Regions from separate parts of the Homo sapiens genome. Here region 2 is linked to region 1. Evidence: chromatin loops called from intact Hi-C (ENCODE). Cell type or tissue: CD4-positive, alpha-beta T cell. All regions are shown on one strand. Each heading gives the region's core, and the rest is flanking DNA. Links, peaks and the distances in the headings are about the cores only.

What was found. A loop is a pair of places that touch in the nucleus more often than their neighbours do. Peaks named below come from ENCODE experiments on the same cell type or tissue, not always from the same donor. Only the 100,000 strongest peaks of a DNase experiment are listed, where the experiment ranks them.
Region 2: a loop joins it to region 1, with 6 times the contacts of the local background. A loop is called at or near these places in 74 of 110 quality-filtered maps.

The regions. Positions count from the first base shown.
Region 1 is chr2:84,020,481-84,025,864 of GRCh38, forward strand. No RefSeq gene overlaps it. Among named protein-coding and RNA genes, the nearest start is that of SUCLG1, 440 kb to the right of the region's middle. In CD4-positive, alpha-beta T cell, for the core only: no CTCF peak of the experiment used is centred there; a DNase peak (open chromatin) is centred at 2,541.
Region 2 is chr2:84,300,486-84,305,869 of GRCh38, forward strand. All of the region lies in intron 1 of LOC107985905 (a long non-coding RNA gene), which reads right to left. Among named protein-coding and RNA genes, the nearest start is that of SUCLG1, 160 kb to the right of the region's middle. RefSeq lists an enhancer at 2,500-2,549. In CD4-positive, alpha-beta T cell, for the core only: CTCF peaks have their summits at 2,577 (motif pointing left) and 2,776; a DNase peak (open chromatin) is centred at 2,606.

The sequences.
Region 1 (5,384 bases), core at 288-5,287:
TTTTATTCCAAAGCAAATGTGGATGGTACAGTAGATTGTCAGGAGATCCAGCTAAACTTGTAGTTATATAAGATGCCAAAATCTTCTGTTAAGTTTGGGGCAATAGACCAAATGAGTTCTAGATTGATTTTTGTGGTGCCACATAAAAGCTGCAATATTTTTAATCAATCATGTTTGGTCATTATTCATTTCACCAATGCAAGTATGATTTCTAATATCTCTTATGCTAATCAAAAACTGTCTAGTGCAGTGCTCCCCAAATTAATGTTTACAGAATCCTCTGGGGGTCTTGTTAAAATACAGACTCATAAGGTCTGGGTTGTGGACCTGAAATTCTGCATTTCTAATGTAGATGACAATGTCCTTGCTTCTAGTCTCTAGACCAGACTCTGAGTAGCAATAGGCTAGTGCATATTTAGACAGTGATATTGAAGTGCCTGCTTGAGCCTCCTCTGAGGTTTGTATTCCTGAGTAGGATCTTTAAAATGCTCACTTGCCTCTTTTGGAATGTAGATTTGAAAAGGATATGGCAAATGTTAAACAGTTATTTTGCCATAAACTTAATTTTCTCACACACATATCCAACGGCTTTTGCTGATGTATTTTAACTTTACTAATAGGCTTGCAACTAAAAGCGATGTTCCTTCTCATTGCTATTGGAACCATATATTAATTGACAATGCAATGTTTAGCATACATCAACATTAAACACAATAGGCTCCTTTGATAACAATGTGTGTTGTGTGTGCTACTTGCATCCAATCTAATTAGATGAGTTTTTATCCCAGCCAACTGAAGATTAATACATATACAGTATAATCTCTTAAAATATTGGTGCTTTGGTTTGTTAGTAAGAAACTACAATAGAATCTATTTCTGCCATTGGGCATATAATGACTCAAAAAATACAAATATACTACATGTTTATTAGACAGTATGAATCAGTTCAGTGGCAATGGACAAAGATACTAGAGATACTAGGAGCTAGGCTTCACAGAATGCGTGAGTGCTTCGATATGGGCTTGAGGAACAGCCACTCCTTGCATTTTGCTCTAATGGTTTACTTAAAGCCTAATATTTCCAATATCATTTTTTCTTAAATTCTCTTTTCTGAACATTTTGGGTTCTCTAGAAGGTATTGGTTTGGCAAGAAAGAAACTTGACAGATAAGTCACACTATTAGAGTCACTATTATAGCCCACTTTTATAGCTGCCGTGTAAGACACTAGAATTGTCCTAGGACTCAACTTTAATATATATGTCTGGATCCTGAGAGAAAAGATCAAAGAGAAAGTATGGCTGTTATTAATTCCCAAAGTGAACCATTCAAGATTATGTTAGGCTGCATGTAATTAATTGTAACCTTACTACTATGAATAAACCAAGGAGGGATTAATAAAAAATAGAGTGCTGCAGGGTTATATAATTCCTGAGGGCCTTCTTCATATTGCAGCCCTTAGGATTCTGCTACAGCCCTTAGAATTGGTCCAACTGTAGCTACAGTGTGGACGGAGCCCCTTCCATGTGGTAATGTTGAGATAAGCAGGCAGTTAAGGCTGGTATGGCTTCTGAGTTCCATTTTCCTGCTCTGCCATCCTTAGAACATGCTTTTCTTCTGATTGCAAAGGTGAGCCCTGCAACCCCAGGAACTCTGTCCACATTTTCAATAGTAATATAGCAGAAGGGCAATCAATAGAGAGGCTTTTCCTCTAAAGTCTTTGACTTTGGGACTGGGGAAGGGACAACCTGTCCAGGAATTGTTTGCCTATATTGCACGGCTAGAACTGAATTACATTGCCTCCTGTAGCTGCAAGGAAATCTGGGAAATAAGTATGGGATTACCCACAGGAAAATCAGGATTCTATTAGTAATGAACAGGGGAGTAGGAATATCAGATAGCAACTGGCAGTGTTTACTATACCCAGTAACTTGAATTCAGACATTCTCCCAAGAGACTGAGGATGAGGAGGGCCTGAAGAATATGCACCCATACCCAGTCTAGAATGCTCTAATTTACCATCTATTATCTTATGTATTTTATGTATTTGTTTTATATGTCTCTTTCCCACTTGAAAGCAAGTTTGATGTAAGCAGGATTTTTTTTTCCTTTTTGGTTAAATTCTGTATTTCCCAATTCTTAGAACAGTGACTGGTACAAAGGAGGTAAATAATATTTGTTACATGAGGAAACGAATAGTCATCCCAGCCAGGGAATAAGTAGATCTGAGCTCTACCTAGCAATAGGTGGAAATGAAATAAGGGAGGAGATAAATATGAGCTGCTAAGATGTCCATGTTTACTTCATTGTGAAACTCTAGAATTTTAAAAAGAAACTTTCAAAAACGGATCCATGGATTAGTTGCATAGCATCGCAGCTAACACTAAAGGGTTCTACAGGGACTTCATAGTTTAAAAAAAGAAAAAATCAGGAAGTAGAACTACAAACGACAAAACTTTTCCTAAAACCCATGATGCTTAGAGAGCAATTCCTTACAAGAGAGCTCCAGCAAAACATACAGATTTAGAACTTGCCACCAGGAGGAGCTACTGAGAGATCCTACTTTTCCAAAGGTGTCATTAGAAGAAGCAGATGTCCTCCAGGCAAAAAGACAATTTGATTTGGAGATTTCTGCAGTTCTTTGCTATTCCCAAGTGATCACTTTCACAGGAGAAGAACACTGGCTCTAATTTCCTATTTTGCATGAGTAGGGAGACTTTAGGGGTTAATATCCATTATGTATTATATGTTGCTGAAAAGAGAATATAACTTTTTCACTGGCAAAAATAGTGTGAGGGTCAGTGAGGCCAGGTGCAAGAAGGCCTTGGAGGGAAAAAGAAAGTTAGAAACACTAGGCAAAGATTTCTTGTGTAGTTAGATGCACGTTAGCAATTTGGCCCCTTTTCGGAGCATAGGAAGAGTCCAGACAAGTGACTGAAGAAGTAAACAAACAGTATGCTAAGGCCGGGCGCAGTGGCTCACGCCTGTAATCCTAGCACTTTGGGAGGCTAAGGCAGGCAGATCACGAGGTCAGGAGATTGAGACCAGCCTGGCTATCATGGTGAAACCCCATCTCTACTAAAAATACAAAAATTAGCCGGGCATGGTGGCAGGTGTCTATAATCCCAGCAACTCGGGAGGCTGAGGAACGAGAATCTCTTGAACCCAGGAGGTGGAGGTTGAAGTGAACGGAGATTACACCACTACACTCCAGCCTCGGTGACAGAGCGAAACTCCATCTCAAAGAAAAAAAAAAGAAAAAAAGAAAAAAAAAAGGAAAAAGAAAGAAAGAAAATGTATGCTAAGCTACTTACAGATAGAGTATGAGATCTGGCCACGTAAAGATCTACTGGGTGAAAATGATTGAAATCAAAATCTTCAATAATGAGAATGATCTAGTAACTATTCATAACTGATACTAATAATTACCTCAATTTTGCTCTGGGAATTACCTTAAATTAATCAGTTGCAAAGATACGAGTTACAAGGGCAAACAATAAAAATTAAAATATCTACCTTCTTATTATTGATGATTGAATGGAAAATGCTATACAGACACTCTGGGATCTCACCTGAGTTGATATTTAGGGATTAACATATATTAATTATTTTATATACATACACATATCAATATCTTAATTAATATATATTCTATTTAAATGTCTTAACTGTGCAATTTTATTGCCCAAATAAGATATTATTTGATAATATTTTATAAAATCAGGATATACATCTAAAGTGCACTTAACATTTTCTCAACAGATAGACAAGATGCATATTTTCTGCTTCTAGGTACTCAGAAACTGAAGCAGAAGTAAATTATATGCATAAAATATAGAAAGGTCAACATTGTAGATATAAAATCAGAGGTATAGATATAAAATTGGAGAGACGACATTTTGCAGTTTGATGCATCTTAGAGTCAGAGAAAACCACGTTTAAATCCCTGAGATACCATTTACCCACTGTGTGATTGCAGGCAATGTACTGCATACACCTAAAATTCAGTTTTCTGATCTATAAAATGAAGATCTGAATATCTTTTATTCTGGTGACAAGTGATTTAGTGGGAAAAATCAAAGATGCCAAGCACACAACCACTTCTTGATAATTGTCAGTTATGAAACCTAATACATATGGACGTTGAATTGAGAGAGTAAAACAAAGTCATTACCATCAGCTTTTCTACTTCAGAACAGGAAATTTTTTAAGTAGGAGACGGGATGGGCAATGAAAACTCTTCTGCCTGGAATTATTTCTCCATTTGGCCCTGGTAAGGCTTAGGAATCCTGATATTAAGATTTCATTTGAATTAAGACAATCAAACTTTATTTTAAAATTCACGTTTGGTATCTGTGGTAAGCAGAATATTGGGCTCCAAAGGCATCTACATCCAAATTGCCAGGATCTATAAATATGTTCTTACAGGGCAAAAGGGATTGTGCAGATATAATTAAATTAAGGATCCTGAGATGGAAAGATTATCCTGGATTATCCAGTTGGTACAAATCCAGACCTTAAAATTGGAGAATTTTTCCAGTCTGGGTCAGAAAGATGAGACAGAAGAAGAAAGAGAGATTTAAAGCATTGATGGGCTCAATGTGCCATTGCTGGCTCTGAAGATGGAGGAAGGAGGGAAACACTGGCAGCCACTATCAGCCAGCAAGAAAACAAGGATCTCAGTCCTATACCCACAGGAATCAAATTCTGCTAAGGACTGGAATGAATAGGAAACAGACCAACCCTTAGGGCCTCTAAAAAGACCACAATCCTACCAATACCTTGATTTTAGCCCAATGAGACCCATGTCACACTTCTGACCTACAGAACTGTGAAATAATAAAATGTGTGTTGTTTAAGCTGTACATAGCAAGGAATTTGTCCTTACGCAAAGATAAATCTGCTCTTTTTCTTTGACTATAAAGTGGTAATCTCTGGGCCCCTGGAATGTCTGTCCTGCCTGGCAAGAGTGTCCTTGTTTTCCTGGGAGCTTTTTCCACCAGACAGTCCAATAAAGTGATCTATAATGGGGGCTTTGGACAACACTGTATCAATTCCAATATCTGGAGGAAGTGGAGACTAAAGATCTTAGCTCAACTCAGAGAGAAGCTAGAGGCTAAAGGTCAGCCCAATGGGAAGTATGTATTTGAATCCCAATAAAAATTCTGGAGAGACAGGCATGGTGGCTCACACCTGTAAGCCCAGCACTTTGGGAGGCCAAGGTAGGTGGCTCTAGCCTGGGCAACATGGCAAAACCCTGTCTCTACAAAAAAAGTATACACACACACACACACACACACACACACACACACATATATACATACAAAAATTACCCAGGTGTGGTGGCTCACAACTGTGGTCTCAGCTACTTGGGAAGTGGAGGTGA
Region 2 (5,384 bases), core at 63-5,062, 280 kb after region 1:
GTAAACATCCAAAGACACACATCTGTGTGTCCATCCCACCGCCTCCACCAAATTCCTCCTTTGCTGTATGTGTATCCATTAATCAAGGTAAACATCCAAAGACACACATCTGTGTGTCCATCCCACCGCCTCCACTGACCTCTGCCTTCACTGTCTGCATGTGTGGGCTGGCTGCTAAGGGACCAGATTTAATTATCAGATTTTAAGCACATTCCTTCTCTCCAAATTATGTGAGTTTGTTTTTCTATTTGAGAGTTTGGCAAAAGCTATATTCCCACCCTGTCACTTACTCAAGAGGAAATGTGTTACTCTTAGCAAGAGGACATCTCCCACAGTAGGAATCCAACAGCGTCTGCAGAGGTGGTCCCAGCTTGCGGCAGCCTCTACGGATTGCCAAACTCCCACCTCAGGCTGCCCCTACTTGCCTTTTGCAGTGAGCCTCCAGAAAATGTTCAGACGGCCCCAGCAAACAGCCAGAAAAGGCATGGTACTTGGATAGGAAGGTGACATAGGGACCTCAACTCCCTAAATTGCTTTATGGTTTTTGCAGACCTGGAAGGGTATTTCTCAGAATGATTCCTGGCTACTTAATTGTTGGTCAGTCCAAGCACGTTGCTATCACTTCTTCAACTACCAGTAGGCAAGGAGTCGATGGTAAAATAAGCTAGTGCTTAGACTTTAAGCAATGATTAGACAGAATTATATCCCCCCCAAATTTTATGTGTTGAAACTCTAACCCCCAGTACCTCAGACTGTACAGACTATATTTGGAGGCAGCATCTTTTAAAAGGTAATTAAGGTAAGTTGAGTTCATATAGGTGGGACCTAATACAGTATGACTGGTGTCCTTATAAGAAGAAGAGATTAGGATACCAAATGACACAGAGAAAGGACCGTGTGAAGACACTGGAAGAAGACAGACATCTACAAGCCAAGGAGAGAGGTCTTAGAAGAAGCCAACTTGACTGACATCTGGATCTCAGACTTGCAACCTCCAGAACTATGAAAAAATTAATTTCTGTTATTTAAGCCTGTGGCAGTTTGTTATGGCAGCCCAAGCACACTAATCCAGGCAGCAAAGAGCCTGAGATAAACTGTGACCATTTGCCACAATGGTCAACATCTTAAATGGTCACTGGAGGCAAATTGTCACAACTATTGAAGAATAGAGGACATTCAGGGGACAATGCACCCCTGTTCTTTATGTTAACTCATTACCAATATCTCTGTATCCATTCTCTACCCCTACATAACAAACCACCTAAAACTTCGCAGCGTAACACAATCACCATTTATTTGCTCACAACTCTGGGCCAACAATTTGGGCTGGAGCATCTGGGCAGCACTTCTGCTGCTGTCTCTAGAGGCCATTCACATGGATGCAGCCACCTGGCGCTTGTCTCAGGGAGAGATGCTAGAAGATGGCCTGGTTCACATGCCTGGAAATTGGTGCCGGCTGCTCGCTGCAGTGCCTTCATTCTCATGCTCCAGCATGCTGGGCAGAATTGCTTTCCATGGTGGTCTCGGGTCAGCAATCCAAAAGGGCAATTGCAGAAACCCTAAGACTTTTTGAGGCTGAGATTCAGAAGTCTCACAATATCACTTCAACACATTCATTTGGGTAAAGTAAGTCACATGGTATCTTAGTGCACTTATCATTATTATAACAGAATACTACAGACTGGGTAATTTATAAAGAAAAGAAACGTATTTCTTATAATTTTGGAGGCTGAGAAGTTCAAGGGCCCTGCATCTGGCAAGGGCCTTCTTGCTGCATCATCCTATGGCAGAAGCCAGAAGGACAAGAGAGCACCGAGGAGAGAGAGTAAGAAAAAGGCAGTCAAATTTGCTTTTATAACAAAGCCATTCCCAAGATAGCAAAGCCACTCTCAAAATAATTAATCCACTCCTGCAACAATGACATTAATTCAGTCATGCGGGTAGAGCCCTCCTGACCCAATCACCTCTTATTAAGCCCCACCTTCCAACACTACTGCATTAAGGATTACGTTTCCAACACATGAACTTTGGGGGACATAGTCAGACCATCACACAGGGCCAGATTCAACTAGAGGAGAATTAAACCCACTTTTTCATGGGAGGAGCAGTAAAGTCACAGTGCCAGGGTGTATGTGTACAGGATGGGAGGAATAGTTGCAGCCATCTTTATAAACAGGTCACTACACTCTCTTTCTATCATCAGGATCATTTCACTGATTACAAGCCAGGTGCACGCCCTGTCCCAGGCATTTAGAAGAACAGGGGCCAGACTTACATGTGTGAGTATGCCTTAATGATTGCAACACTTGTTCATTATCCATTCATTCCACAAATACAAAATGAAAAATCTATTCTTGGAATACAAAGGTGGGTGTGATATAATGCCCACCTTCAAAGAAAGTTCAGTTACTAGGGTCATAGAGATACAAATAAGCAGATCAAAACAGAATTGTGTACAGAGTAGTCAATTCTAGGGAGGAGCAGGTCAAGAAAGATTTCATAAAGGAGGTGACTCTTGCCCTAAGTTCAGAATGGTGAGGTACTTGTGAGGTGAACTGTGATAAGAGGACAAAGGCCTGAGCGAGAGATGATTTTTGAGTAGGAGGTAGCACCACCTAGTGGCAAGGGAAGGGGGAGGCTTCTCTGCCATACTAAGGAGCATGAGCTTTCTCCACAGGAAACAGACTTTGAAACCTTTCAGGTATGGGCTTGTTATGGTCCTACTTGGAATTTGGGGAAATGTGCAGGGTGTTCTTGAGGCAAGGGGATCAGTGAAGGGGCTTCTACAATTACAGTTTTGTAGTTGCAAACAACAAAATGCTGACCAACTAAAGCAAAAGAGGAGTGAATCAAAGGCTATAGAGGTACTCACAGGGTTGAAGGGGAGGCTGGAGAACGAGGCTTGTAACTCTCAGAATATGGAACAGCTCCAGAAAGTGTGAAGACAAGATCCAACCATCTGTCTGTTCCCCTCATAGAACCTGCTGACAGATGCATAGATTCGAACCATTCCTCCCATTTCGATCCTTCTGTTTCAGGGTCACAGTTTTGGAAGAGAAGATCTAATTGGCTGAACTTATGTCATATGCTGCTTGCTGGAGGTTGTGGGAACTTCCATTTATACCCTTTTGATTAGAAGTACAGGTGACAACCTGGGACTTGTGATTTGGTTTCTGAAGTAGGGGCAGTCTTGTGGGACTCCAGGGCTGGAAGGGAATCCCCAGGGATCTCTCAGAGGAGTCTGTGGCAAGAAGCCCAGCACCCACCCTCATTGCTCCGCAAGACAGAGGTAATTCCCAAGAAGGAAACCAAGATGCTGTTGGGAGGTAGAATGGAAGGTAGATAGCCCAAAATGAACAACACTCACTATAGAGCCATTCTGTCTGTCTTGATATCTGCCTAAGTGACAGACATCAAGGACAATCTGCCTCAGTGGGACAGCATAAGTCTAGAGTGAGAGAATGAACTCAAGGGCCACAGGTAGCCAGAGCCATAATTTGGCTACACCTAGATGCCTATGGCCCCAACTCTAGCTCTTTTCTAGTGGCACTCTCTCTTCTGTAACACAGAATTTAACTAATTTGTTCATTTTTTTCCCAAAGTGAATCAAAAATTTCAAATGAAATAACTACTTCAGTAGTGCCTCTGTGAGTACTTCTGTTGATGAAGATTGAAGAGGCCACCCACCTTCCTCACTAACTTTCCCAAGCATCCAAGACCTAGGTTTAGACACACACACACACTCATGCCCCAAGAACTCTACTAAGAAGAGGTTTCTTGCATAATATCTCATCTTTAAAATTCTTCTGACTCAAAGAAAACTTTTATTTCCCTTAAAATGGTTTCCATTATGAACCAAAAAGACGAGGGCTTGGGACTTTCCCATTAAAGTAATAACCATATTAGCTAACAGCCCAAAGCTATGTCATGGGTCATCAGCTCCCAGCCACCATTAATTATGAGACAATATTATTCATATAGTGCTTTGCAAAGTCACTCAAAGGGTGAGACTCTCCAAATCAAATCTGGATATATAGTTTATCCCCCATTTGGCAAATATTGCTTTTGAGGATGCAGAACATTTTCCTTGTTCCAACCTCTCCAGACATGACCAACCCAAACCTTGGGCCCTGTCTGATCTCTGCCACTGAAAGAGGTGAGGGTGAACCTGGCTTCTGGGGGAGACATGGGACCATAAACTTTAGAGGCCTGACAAACCTCAGAGTTTATGAAAGAATACTAGTAATGAACTTATGAACCTTGTTCAGACATTAGGCTGCAGCACAGAGTCCCAAATTTGACAGCAGAAGTTTTAGTTGTGATTTCTAGCTATCTCCACTTCCCAGCCCTAGAGTCTTGGGATAATTGTTTTTAACTTTCACGCACTTACTGATTTATAAAGTGGGGATAACAATACTGTGATGTTGTGATGTAATAATAAATACATATTTAATCTTCATTCCCAGCTCCTGACCGGAGCTCCTAAAACCCTTATAATTTCCTAAGAGATAAAAGCAATAGGAGCGTCTTTTGCTATGTTTTGTTTTTGTCCCCACTTCCTGAAATAGCTGCTGGGTGATAAAGAGAGAAAAACATCTTTTGTTATTCATAACAAGACTCCTTCAATCACACCTGAGTTTATGTTAATGGAGTGATCTCCAGAAAGCACCTAAGAATGGAGAGCTGTTTGCCAGGAGAGCAAACCTGTGGGTAAAGGGTTTCAGCCACACCCCCTGACCTCCAGGGAGGGGAAAAGGGCTGGAGGTCGAGCTAATCACCAATGGCCAATGATGTAATCAATCATGCCTACATAACAAAGCCACCATAAAATCCCCAACCAAAGGGTTTGTGAACTTCCGAGTTGGTGAACAAGACCATACACAGTTTCTGGGAAGGTCGTGCGCTTCAAAACTCCATGTGGACAGAAGCTCCCGTGCTCAGGACCCTTCCAGACCTCTGTGTATCTCTTTATCTAGCTGCTCATTTGTGTATTTTAAATATCCTTGTAATAAATTGGTAACAGTAGGTAGACTGTTTCCTTGGGTCCTGTGACTTGTTCTAACAAATTATTGAACATGAGGAGAAGGTTGTGGGAACTTCCATTTATAGCCTTTTGATTAGAAGTAGAGGTGACAACCTGGGACTTGTGATTTGGTTCCTCAAGTGGGGGCAGTCTTGTGGGACTCAGCCCTTAGTCTGTGGGGTCTGTGCTAATTCCAGGCAGTTGGTGTCAGAATTGAGGTAACTTGTAGGACACTTAGGGTGTGTTCCAAGAGGTGGTTGATGTTGGGGGAAAAATAAAACCCACACATTTGGTTCCAGAAGTATTGTGTTGAGGCAGGATAGGTAGTCAAGAAGTAACCATGTTCTCAGGGCGCGGCAAC